Linked DNA regions of Homo sapiens: region 1 is linked to region 2. A link is an interaction called in ENCODE POLR2A ChIA-PET data of the cell type or tissue named here. Cell type or tissue: GM12878. All regions are shown on one strand. Each heading gives the region's core, and the rest is flanking DNA. Links, peaks and the distances in the headings are about the cores only. Region 1 overlaps ENTREP2 (endosomal transmembrane epsin interactor 2). Region 2 overlaps ENTREP2 (endosomal transmembrane epsin interactor 2).

What was found. ChIA-PET counts read pairs that join two places held together with the same protein. Peaks named below come from ENCODE experiments on the same cell type or tissue, not always from the same donor. Only the 100,000 strongest peaks of a DNase experiment are listed, where the experiment ranks them.
Region 1: POLR2A ChIA-PET joins it to region 2 with 5 read pairs; 3 of 35 experiments call an interaction of 5 or more read pairs at or near these places.

Annotation. Positions count from the first base shown.
Region 1 is chr15:29,353,519-29,356,430 of GRCh38, reverse strand. All of the region lies in intron 2 of ENTREP2 (endosomal transmembrane epsin interactor 2), which reads left to right. Among named protein-coding and RNA genes, the nearest start is that of NSMCE3, 85 kb to the right of the region's middle. In GM12878, for the core only: no CTCF peak of the experiment used is centred there; no DNase peak of the experiment used is centred there; H3K27ac peaks cover 225 bases.
Region 2 is chr15:29,303,383-29,306,294 of GRCh38, reverse strand. All of the region lies in intron 2 of ENTREP2 (endosomal transmembrane epsin interactor 2), which reads left to right. Among named protein-coding and RNA genes, the nearest start is that of NSMCE3, 35 kb to the right of the region's middle. In GM12878, for the core only: no CTCF peak of the experiment used is centred there; no DNase peak of the experiment used is centred there.

The DNA.
Region 1 (2,912 bases), core at 279-2,778, 50 kb before region 2:
GGGAGGCGAGGTGGGAGAATGGCGTGAACCCAGGAGGCAGAGCCTGCAGTGAGCTGAGATCACGCCACTGCACTCCAGCCTGGGCGACAGAGCGAGACTCCGTCTCAAAAAAAAAAAAAAAAAAAAAAAAAAAATATATATATATATATATATATATATATACACACACACACATATATATACATTTCATATCTTCTTCACTTCTAGACCATCTTGTTGATTTTTCAAAAGTATCCTCAACCCTACATTTATCAAATTACCAAAACCAAAGATAAAAATCTTCTCATCCTCACATCCTCACATAGAACAAGATGCACTTGTTTTAAGAATAGAGTTCAATGAGCTTCAGCAAATGTAAGTCCCTGGGTGACCACCATCGCTATTGGAACAGAGAACATTGCCTCGTAGGTAAGTGATACTCCCAAAAAAAGTCAATTTTAACATCTTTTCCTTATGGAAAAATGAGTAAATTAGCATTTTTTATTCTGTGCATCTAAAACCCCCTTCACATTTTAATTTTACATAGGGAACTCAGGTTATAAAGCCTCCTCTTCGTGGGACCCCTTATTTAGCTCAGCCATTCCACTCTCCATCATTTGCTTACTATCTGACTTCAGCTCTCTTACGTTCTGAATTTTCATTCATCTCTTCACCATGGGGACATGGGTGATATATATTTCCCACAGTGTATAAATGAAAGTAGCCATCTGTTACTTTCAATGTAAGAGTAATTTGGTTAGATTCAGAATTCTTGAGCAATCAGTTTTTCTGGCATTAGCAATTTGAGGAAAGGTCTGAAGCCAGTGTAAGTTTCACTACATAATGAGAACAGAATGATTTGTTCTGGGCTCTTCTCTGGAAGCATGCATTATTAATCATTTAAATCTCAGCTTCTGATCCTCCAAGTGTGAGGTTTTTTTTTTTTATTTGTATCACTCTGTCCCTTTTTTGGCATTCTCATGAATGCTTCTCAAATTTAAACTTCATCTTTGGTTTTTAAGCTTAAAAAAAAAAAAGCCAATGGGACCTTTAAAAACTCAAATTACTGTCCAGAACCACGGTTTATAAAACAGATCATGATACAGGGGCTCTGTCCTGGGGGATGCCTGGAGCACTTCATACTCAGTATCCCAGCAGGAAGCAGATGACATATTTAAATTGGGTAATGGGGAGTTTAATGGGGTGACTATTTACAAAGGTAGGGGCAGAAATGGTGAGGCTGTCAGGGCTAGCCATAGCTGAGAGCTGCCCTGGCTCCTGGACCTTAACAGCACAGGGAGGGAGTGGCTCTGGGGCCTGGAGTGAGACCTGAATTCGTAGGATTCACCCTGAGACAGGGGTGGCCTTTGGTGAGAGAATGCAGGCACTGGTCCTTTCCAGCAGAGAGGAAACAAATACCCCAGTTGCCATGCCTTGCCCACTCCAGTCTCCCCTCAGTGCTGCCCAAGTCTGAACCCAGTGGAAAACAGGGAAGCCTCATCAAGATCAGCCTCCAGGCAGCAGTAAAGGTGTATGGTGGATCTGGAGGGCAAACAGAAAAATCTAGCAAAATGAGGGGAAATGTAAAATACTGCTCTACAGAAAATATTTTTACCAGTTTTTTCTTTTTTTGCAGTATCTGGCCTGGTCTTAACTATTTCCAGTGCAGAGTTTTAACTGGTCCAGTCTCTCTTTCTGTTTTGGGGCAGTCTCCTTTTCTCTTGGTGTGTTTCCTTCTGGTCGCTAGCTATTCTCATCTCTTCCTTTTCTATCATTGAAACTTGTGCGTGTTTCATAGAGACAGTGTCTGTTTATCACCGTGAGACTCAGAAAATTTCTAAGAATTTACTCTGGTTTCATCAAAATATCTATTTTGGAGCCAGGCCCTCTCCCACCCCCGATCCCCTAGTGTCTTAGAACGTGTCTCCATTCTCTCATGATAGAAGGGTCTTAATTGAGCTGTGAATGTGTGTACACATATGTATGTCTTTTTATACATTCTTAAAAGGAAAGTGTATTAGGAGGACTCTCCAGAGAAACAGAACCAATGGGGTATACAGGACATTGATCATGGGAATAGGTTCATGCACTTGTGAAGGCCAAGAAGTCCCACAATCTGCCATCTCCAGGCTGGAGACCCTGGAAGGCTGGTGGTGTGCTTCAGCCAGAGCCCGAAGGCCTGAGAACAGGAGGAGGGGTGGAGCTGCTGGTGTTAAGTCCTGGAGTCTGAAGGTGGGAGAAGCAGAAGCTCTGATGGCCAAGGACAGAAGATGGATGTTCCAGCTCAAGGGGAGAGAGACGGCGCCCTTCCTCTGCCTTTTTGTTCTATGTGGGCCCTCAGTGGACTGGATGAGGTGCACCCACATTGGTGAGGGTGATCTTCTCTACTCCAGTCTACAGATTCAAATCCTAGCCTCTTCTGGAGACACCCTGACACACATACCCAGAAATGATGCTCAACCAGCTCTCTGGGTACCTCTTAGCCCTGTCAAGTTGGCTCGTAAAATTAAGCATCACAGAAGGTGATCTTTCTCTACTGGGAAGTAGTGTGATGTGCTTAAGGGTACAGACTCTATTTCTTACTGTATGGCCTCAAGTGACTTTCTGAACTTCTCTGTGCCTCAGTCTCCCCACTGGTAACATGGGGATCATAAGAGCTCCTCCATTGGGTGAGTAACTCTATCCCCGTGAGGCTCAGTTCATTCATTTATTTCATGGGGGAAAATGATAGAACCTACCTCCCAGGTGGTGGCAAGGCTTAGAACACAGCCAGGCAAATGAGAACCAGTGAATATGGGTGGCCATTGGTATTTCTATTGCAAAGGTTGTTGTAATGACTAAATGAGCTACTGTGTCTTGGGAGCATATTGCAGAGACTTGCACACAGTAAATGCAGTCAGTGTTAGCCTGCTGCATACATGTGTACTTCCATG
Region 2 (2,912 bases), core at 317-2,816:
CCAAGGATCCTTGTGCCCAATTCAGGAGATTTTCCTTGTCATCCTGACTCCAGGTTCCTGTCTATGCTGAATGCTCAGGTTTCCCTGAGCCCTGCGCCTCCCACAGTCAGCCTGTACCACCCTACTTGCCCCAGTGGGCACTGCTTCCCATCCTGAAGGATCACCAACAACCCACTGGGGTATCGCAGCGCTGCCTGGGGCCCCAAGGCCCTCATATGGCCAAATCCCGCAGTCAGTGATTAGACTCTTCTCACCTGACCCCACAGCAACATTTGAAACACATGCTCCATGTGGCTTCCAGTTCGGTAGAGCTGCTCAGCCCTTCCCTACCTCACTGGCTGCTTCTTTAGCCCCTCTTGCTGGCTTTTCTTCCTAAAGGGGAAGTGCTTCAGCACGAAGCCCCGAGTCTTCCTCTCTATCCAGCTTCTCTCTCTAATGGGATTTCAACCAGACCCATGGCTTTAAAAACTATCTTTAGTTCAGCTTCTTTTTTGGGCTCCAGACTCATGTATCCAACTGGCCAGTCAGCACCTCCATATGGATGTCTGGTAGGCATTTCCATTTTAACACATCCAAAGCAGAATTCTTGATTCCACTCCCAAGTCTGTTCTTCTCCCCTCTGTTCTGTCCCAGTAATGGATACTGCCATTTACTCAGTTTCTGAGGCCAAAACTTCAACAGTTACCCTTGACTCTCGCCACTCCCTCTCTTCCTCTCCCTCTCAGCAAAGTGCATCAACAAGACCTGTTAGCTCTGCCTTCGTAGTATATCCAGGGTCCAGCCACTTCTCATCACCTCCAGCACAGCTTCTCTGGTCTGAACCACTTTAATCTCTTGCTGGACCAAGGCAGCTGAAATACTCTCCCTGGCGCTACTCCTGCCTTTGAATCCTGTGCACCACACAGAAGCCATGATGAACTTTTAAAAACCTGTAAGTCACCTCATGTCACTCCCCAGTTCAAAATTCTCATTTGTCTTCCAGTCTCACTCAGAATAGTCTTCTGAACTCATTGTGCCGTGCAAGCTCCAGTATGACTTGTCCTCTGCCCATCTTCTGGAACCAGAAATTCTGGCAGAGAATTTAAATGAAAAATTTATCTTTGCATTTGATAAGCCCTTTATTTGTTCATTCAACCAATATTTATTGAGTGCTTTTCAACTATTAACACTGTTTTGAGGATTTGAGATAGATCAGGGAACAAATCAGACCAAGATCTCAGCCCTCATGGAGCTCACATCCTAATGAAGGCATATAGTAATAGACTAAAAATGGTAACGTCTGTTAGAAAGTAGAACGTGGTACAGTTGGCTGAGGGAGTGATGGGGGCAGAAACTATCATTGTAAATAGGATGGTGACAGCAGAGCTGATTGAGCATGTGACTCTTGAGCCAAGTGAGGGAGTGAGGAGGTGAAGGAGTTTGCCTTGCAATGTCTGAGGCAGAGGGAATAGTCAGTACGGAGGCCCTGAGTGGGACTGACAGTTCTAAGAGCAACCAGGAGGCCCTGTGGCTAGAGGGAAGTGAGCAGTGGGGAGGAAAGAGAGGGGATCATAGAGGAAGGGAGAGGGAAGGAAACTGCAGGGCCTTGTAAGTCAATCTAAGTCCTCTGCCTTTTACTCTGTGTGCTGTAGGGAGCCACTGGGAGGTGTTAAGCAGAGAGTGTCATTGCCTGGCTTAATTTTTTAAAGGCCCACTCTGGTTGGTGAGTTGAGAGCAGGCTGCAAGGGAGGTCTTGAAGGAGGGAACAGGTAAGATGGCTGTAACAGTGTCATGGTTGTTTGCCATGTAGTCGTATGGTTTTGAGTGATTTTCTTAGTGTTAATTTCTATTTTTATTGCACTGTGGTCTGATAGTGTGGTGGCTATGATTTCAGTTTTTTTGCATTTGTTGAGAATTGTTTCATGGCTGATTGTGTGGTCAGTTTTAGAGTATGTGCCATGTGCAGATGAGAAGAATGTACATTCTCTTAATTTTGGGTGGAGAGTTCTGTAGATGTCTGTTAGGTCCATTTGGTCAGGTGTCAAGTTCAGGTCCCAAATATCTTTGTTAGTTTTCTGCCTCGATGATCTGTTCAATATTTTCAGTGGAGTGTTGATAAAGAAAATGCCATACAGCCGGGTGCGGTGGCTCACACCTGTAATCCCAGCACTTTGGGAGGCCAAAGCAGGCAGATCACCCGAGGTCAGAGGTTCAAGATGAGCCTAGCCAACATGGTGAAACCCCATCTCTACTAAAAATACACAAAAATTAGCAGGGCATGGTGGCAGCTGTCTGTAGTCCCAGCTACTTGGGAGGCTGAGGCAAGAGAATCGCCTGAACCTGGGAGGTGGAGGTTGCAGTGAGCCGAGATCACGCCACTGCATTCCGGCCTGGGTGACAGAGTGAGACTCCATCTCAAAAATAAAGAAAAAAGAAAGAAAATGTGGTACATATAAACCATGGAATACTATGCAGCCGTAAGAAAGAATGAGATCATGTCCTTTGCAGCAACATAGATGGAACTGGAGGCCATTATCCTAAGCAAATTAATGCAAGAACAGAAAACCAAATACCACATGTTCTCACTTATAAATGGGAGCTAAACATTGGGTACACATGGACACAAAGAAGGGAGTAATAGACACTGGGGCCTACTTCAGGGTGGAGGGTGGGGGAGGGGGGTTAGGATCAAAACACTACCTGTCGGGTACTGTGCTTAATCACCTGGGTGACAAAATAACCTGCACAACAACCCCCAACAACATGCCATTTAGCTCTATGACAGTGTACCCCTAAACCTAAAAAAAGTACCCCTATAACATGTGTCCCTAAACCTAAAAAAAAAATAAAAGGCTGAAAAAAAACCCAGTGTCATGGTTGGTTTTATGTGTCAGCATGGCCATGGGCTATCTGTCTGAAATCAAAGTCAGTTT